Linked DNA regions of Homo sapiens: region 2 is linked to region 1. Evidence: read pairs that join two places in POLR2A ChIA-PET (ENCODE). Cell type or tissue: OCI-LY7. All regions are shown on one strand. Links, peaks and the distances in the headings refer to the core of each region. The heading gives the core; the rest is flanking DNA.

Region 1 (2,913 bases), core at 245-2,744:
TCCTAAATTAGCTGCAGGCTGGAGGAGGGACTAAGTGGGTCCTAGCCCCCCATGCTTAAGACAATAATGAAAGATTCTGTACAAAGTTACCAAGTCTACAGGCTGAGCGAGCCAAGGGTAAGTGGGGCCTGATCCTTGTGGACGAATGTGCCCGGGAGAGCTGGCCTCACCTGGGGGAGGCACGTTGAAAAAGTACACATTTACAGGGCTCGGGAAAGGCCAGGGAGATGAGACGATGTAGAAAAGGAGGCAGTGGGCAATGTGGAAAATCCTGTACAGTGGCGATGGGGAAGAAAAGGCACAAGGACAAAGACCCCAAACCATGCAGATGAAAACAGCCTGTGCAGCACAGCAAAGCGGATGGGCCCCAGCAGGAGGCAGGGTCACCCTGGGGACAACAGCACTTGGATCCTGCAGGAGACATGGCCTGGATGCCATCCCCAGCTGGTAGCTCCGGGGCAGACATCTCTACCTTACAGATGGGGAAAGGAGCAACCTACGAGGTCGGGGCAGGGAGGTCATATGGGAAACCTCGCCTGGTGAGCATGGTGACATTATACTTCCCCAGGGTCTACGCTTTTAGAAACAAATCTTTCTAGAAGGCAGCCTATTTTCTCTGGTGGGTAGCAGAGAATATGGCAGAAGGGCCTCAGAGTTGTCCTGCCATGCAGGTAGGGCAGGCTCCTGGTTCCAGCCTCTCCCGCTTCCTGCTGGCTGCCCCATTCATGTGTGCACCCAGGGCAGGAAGTGAGGACCTGGCAGGTCCCTAGGATCAGCGCTCAAAGTCATCCACTGACGGCATGGCCCTTCTAACTTGAGGCCCCTTGGCGCAGCAGACCTCAGTCTTCCTAGCCAGCAGCGTCACCCTAGAGGGGATTTCCTGGGTCCCAAAGGGAGGGCCAGAGTCTGGGAGAAAGGACTGTGGAGGATACCAGCACTGAGTCCTAAGTGGCCCCTTTCCTCAATCTAGAATCCACAGTAGCCCTTGAGAAAGAGTCGCTGTGGATCTGCTGGGCAACCAAAGTCATTTTCTTGGCATGGTGACCACGCAAAACTTTCCTGGTATGATCACATCGAAAGTTACTTTTTGTTTTTTTAAAAAAATAAAGACAAGAGTTTCACCATGTTGTCCAGGCTGGTCTCGAACTCCTGAGCTCAGGCAATCCACCTGCCTTGGCCTCCCAAAGTGCTGGGATTACAGGTGTGAGCCACCGTGCCCGGCCTAGAGTTAGTTTTTAAGTTTAAATTTGCTAATGCATTAAACCCCACCACACACACAGGACACAGAGGGCTTCATTTCTCCCAGTTTCACCTGGCCCTGCTGGCCCCTGGAGGCTTCTGCTAAGTCCCTCATTGGAACCAAGAACCCGCGCTTCTGTCCCCGCGCCCCCCCCCCCCAACTCCCCTGAACACCAGCACCAGTGGACTAGCACCTGGAGTGTCCGGTGTGTGAGTAGGATGCTGGTTTGGCTAACAGGGAACGAGCTGGGACTCCCTTTATCAACCCAGTCAGGAAACAGACCAGAAGCAAAACCCACAAAGACAGTATGTCCTCCTGCTCAGCTATGCAAATAGGTGGCAGCTGTTTCTGCGGCTGCTTTCAGGGGGACAGCCCCACCTGTCAGTTCCCTGCTGACTCTGTTCTACCTGCTCTTTGAGATGAGCCTGTAGCCAGTATATCCCAACACATGCCACCCACTGATTCCAGGGGCACCAGGCCAAGGTCCTGCCCACCCACTCTGGTCTGCTAACCTCCAGGCTGGTGAGAACAGCTGGATCCACCAGCTCCTGAAGGCATCTGGCCTCCCATCCTGCAGGCCAGGACCATTCAACAACAGGAAAAGGAACCCTCCCAGCAAGAGAGCTCACTGTCATTCAGCCACGGGCTTGACAAGCCCAACAGCCACTTTGACCAGTTTCCTCTACCTCTGGCCAACGACCTTGCAGGACAGGGCAGTCTCAACCTCGGACTGCATATCATCACCTGGGGAGGTCTTTACACATCTCGATGCCTGGACCACACCCCACACCAATTCAATCCGAACCTCTGGGGGTTCAGCCCAGACAGCAGAAGCTTACAAATCTCCCCAGGTGATTCCAATGCACAGCCAAAGCTGAGCCCACTGTTTTAGGCCCTCGTGCAGGTTCTTGAGCTTTTTTTTTTTTTTTTTTAACTTTTGGTAGAGACAAGGTATCACTATGTTGCCCAGGCTGGTTTAGGACTCCTGAGCTCAAGTGATCCGCCTGCCACTGCCTCCCAAGTGCTAGGATTACAGGCGTGAGCCACCATGCCTGGCCTGTTCATGTTTTAATAGGTCAGAAATAAAGTCATGAAAAGGAATTTCTCTGTGACAGTTCGCAAAGAATTCTACCAATTTAAAATAAAATAATCTAGGATAAACTCTGGCCAATTCAAAGCTAAAAGAAAAAAACATTTTTACTAGAAGTTTCTTAAAGCCTCTCAACGCACAGGGACTAGCTGAACCAGAAGGTACTTCATTTTCTAATAGATAATGTACACGAAGCTCACTCCTGGTTCAGTTCATTTTGCGTGGCTTCCAACTGAACGCAAGGGCAGCTCAGGGCCATGTAAAATCTGAGTCTACTACAGAAACCCTCGCCCCACCCCCAAAACACCTCTAAATTTCAGATAAGTTACTGCTAATCCCTACTCGGTAGGGTTGCCAGGTTTAGCAAAAACAATAAAAACAAACAAAAAACCCAAGTAGGACACGCAATTAAATTGGAATTACCTGAGCAGCTCTTTAAAAAATCCCATGCCTGGGCTACACCCACAACAATCAAACCAGAACGTCTGAGGATTCAGTCTAATCATCAGAATTTTTAAAATCTCCCCATTTCAAATATGTCCTGGCCAGGCATGGTGGCTCATGCCTGTAATCCCAGTGCTTT
Region 2 (2,913 bases), core at 226-2,725, 360 kb before region 1:
TACTAAAAATACAAAAATTAGCCAGGCACGGTAGCACGTACCTGTAATCCCAGCTACTGGGGAGGCTGAGGCAGGAAAACTGCTTGAATCCGGGAGGCGGAGGTTGCAGTGAGCCTAGGTTGCGCCACTGCACTTCAGCCTGGGCGACAGAGCGAGACTCCATCTCAAAAAAACAAACAATAAAAAAAAACCAGGTGTAGGACTGCTTTATATTCATTATAAGAGCAAACTTTTTTTTTTTTTTCTTTTTTGAGATGGAGTCTCGCTCCGTCACCCAGGCTGGAGTGCAGTGACATGATCTCGGCTGACTGTAACCTCTACCTCCTGATCAGCCTCCCAAGTAGCTGGGATTACAGGCACACACCACCAGCCTCGGTGAATAGGGATATAGCTAAAGGGATAATGTTGAGTAGAAATATGGATTGATGGGCCGGGCACGGTGGCTCATGCCTATAATCCCAGCACTTTGGGAGGCCAAGGTGGGTGGATCACTCGAGGTCGGGAGTTCAAGACCAGCCTAGCCAACATGGTGAAACCCCATCTCTACTAAAAATACAAAAATTAGCCGGGCATGGTGGCAGGCGCCTGTAATCCAAGCTACTCGGGAGGCTGAGGCAGGAGAATCTCTTAAAGCCAGGAGGCAGAGGTTGCAGTGAGCCGAGATTATGCCACTGCACTCTAGCCTGGGCGACAGAGGGAGACCCCGTCTCAAAAAAACAAAACAAAACACCTATGGATTGATGGATGTAGCATGATACCATTTATGTAAAATTTAAAGGCATTCAAGACATCATTATAATAAAGTCCAAAGTCATGTTTGGGAATGATAACAAAGTCAAGGTAATTGCTGCCTCTGGAGAGGGAGAAGAGTAGAATCAGAGATAGGTACATAGGTAGCTTCATTTTTATACGAACTGTTTTATTTCTAAAAAAGATTTGAAGCAAATGTAGTGCAATGTAGGTTTGGTGTAGCTGCATTGTAGCTGCATGGGGTGTTTTATATGCTTGAAATATTTCATGGAATAATTTTTAAGTGAAGCATGTAATTATAAGCTTGTTAATTCTGTTTAAGTTTTATAGCTAAGTGAATTTTAAGTGAGTTCTAGACATTTATTGTAAATTATGTGATAGCACATTATTTTTTATTTTATATTCTCGATTTTTGTTTTATGACTTTAACTAAATTTCCAGTATTTAAAAGGTTTTAGATTTTCTAGCTTCTCATTTTTTTGTATGTTTTTCTTTCATAGTATGAAATTAATCTTTTGGAGCTGATCCAGAGAAGAAGAACAGTAAGTAGAAGATTTTCTAGAAGTTGGAGAAAAATACAGAACTAAGCAGTATGGCTGTATAGTTAGGACTTGTGTTTGGGAGACAGTGTTGATAAAACTGTGGTGATATGCCTATAATGGATATTTGTAATTATTTGTTTGCTTCATCAGTACCATTAAGTGGTCAAGTAGGAATGCTGTTTTGGACAAATATGATTAAGTTGAGGCTCTGTTTTTTTATGTCCCCCTTTAGCGCATTGGATATTCATTTAAGAAGGATGAGATTGAGAATTCTATTGTACACCGGGTACAAGGTGTTTTCCAGCGTGCCTCAGCAAAATGGAAAGTGAGTGATCAAGGCATCCTTAACTTTATGAGATGTGAAGATAAGTATTATACATATTGTATTAGGGATTCAAATGCAGTTTTCTATTTTTATCTTGGGTATCTTTATACTTACTCTAATGATGGTATCATTACTCAAAACATTTTTTGAGCCACTTAACAAACCAGTAAGAAAATTGATCTTATTACCTTATAGTTATTCTATGAGGACAGTGCTGAAAACAGTGTATTTGATACATTACTAAGGATTGGAAATTTGGGAGATATTTGTATATATTTGTAAGTACACTGAAGACTTAGAGCTAGAAAATAAATGGTTATGTAGGGGCAATACCTCAGAAACTTGATTTTTTTTTTTTTCTTTTTTTTTTTTTTTTGAGATAAGGTCTCACTGTGTTGCCCAGACTAGAGTACAGTAGGGTGATCTCGGTTCACTGTAACCTCTGCCTCCCAGGCTCAAATGATTCTCCCACCTCAGCCTCCCCAGTAGCTGGGATCACAGGCGCATGCCACCGTGCCTGGCTAATTTTTGTATTTTTGGTAGACATAGGGTTTCGTCATGTTTTTTAGGCTGGTCTCGAACTCCTGGGCTCAAGTGATCTGCCCACCTCAGCCTCCCAAAGTGCTGGGATTACGGGAGTGTTTGGGATTGGGTATATTATATGAGAAGTATTTTGGATTCTTGGTAATGACAAATTTTATATTGCTACCCCAGATTGAGATTCTTTAAGAACTGCATTAAACCAACTGGATAGATAACAAAGTTTTTTTGGAGCATTGTGAGTGGGAGTTGGGGGAAAGGTTGAATTATCATAGTTAAGAGATCGGAGGCCTTTGTGAGGAAGAGCCAGATAGGATGAGAGGTGACTGGATTTTCTGAAATCTGCTTCTTTTTTTTTTTTTTTTTTTTTGGTGGGGGATGGAGTTTTGCTCTGTTGCCCAGGCTAGAGTGCAGTGGTGTGATCTTGGCTCACTGCAACCTCTGCCTCCCAGATTGAAGCAATTTTCCTGCCTCAGCCTCCCCAGTACCTGGGACTTCAGGCACGCACCACCGCGCCTGGCTAATTTTTGTATTTTTAGTAGACAGGGTTTCACCATCTTGGCCAGGCTGGTCTCAAACTCCTGACCTCAGGTGATCCACCTGCCTCAGCCTCCAAAAGTGCTGGGATTACAGGCCTGAGCCATTGTGCCTGGCTTTTTTTTTTTTTTTTTTTTGAGGTGGAGTCTTGCTCTGTCACCCAGGTTAGAGTGCAGTGGCACACAATCTCGGCAGCTCACTGCAACCTTCGCCTCCTAG

The links. ChIA-PET counts read pairs that join two places held together with the same protein. Peaks named below come from ENCODE experiments on the same cell type or tissue, not always from the same donor. Only the 100,000 strongest peaks of a DNase experiment are listed, where the experiment ranks them.
Region 2: POLR2A ChIA-PET joins it to region 1 with 22 read pairs; 7 of 35 experiments call an interaction of 5 or more read pairs at or near these places.

Annotation. Positions count from the first base shown.
Region 1 is chr17:31,534,523-31,537,435 of GRCh38, reverse strand. It overlaps RAB11FIP4 (RAB11 family interacting protein 4), which reads right to left. Exons shown (of 15, transcript NM_032932.6): 15 at 1-2,913. MIR4724 (microRNA 4724) reads right to left here and starts at 2,553; the gene lies at 2,465-2,553. RefSeq lists an enhancer at 1,626-1,925. In OCI-LY7, for the core only: a CTCF peak has its summit at 1,653; a DNase peak (open chromatin) is centred at 1,555; H3K4me3 peaks cover 1,329 bases; H3K27ac peaks cover 2,500 bases.
Region 2 is chr17:31,893,349-31,896,261 of GRCh38, reverse strand. It overlaps UTP6 (UTP6 small subunit processome component), which reads left to right. Exons shown (of 19, transcript NM_018428.3): 3 at 1,251-1,292; 4 at 1,525-1,617. Among named protein-coding and RNA genes, the nearest start is that of UTP6, 6.9 kb to the left of the region's middle. In OCI-LY7, for the core only: no CTCF peak of the experiment used is centred there; no DNase peak of the experiment used is centred there.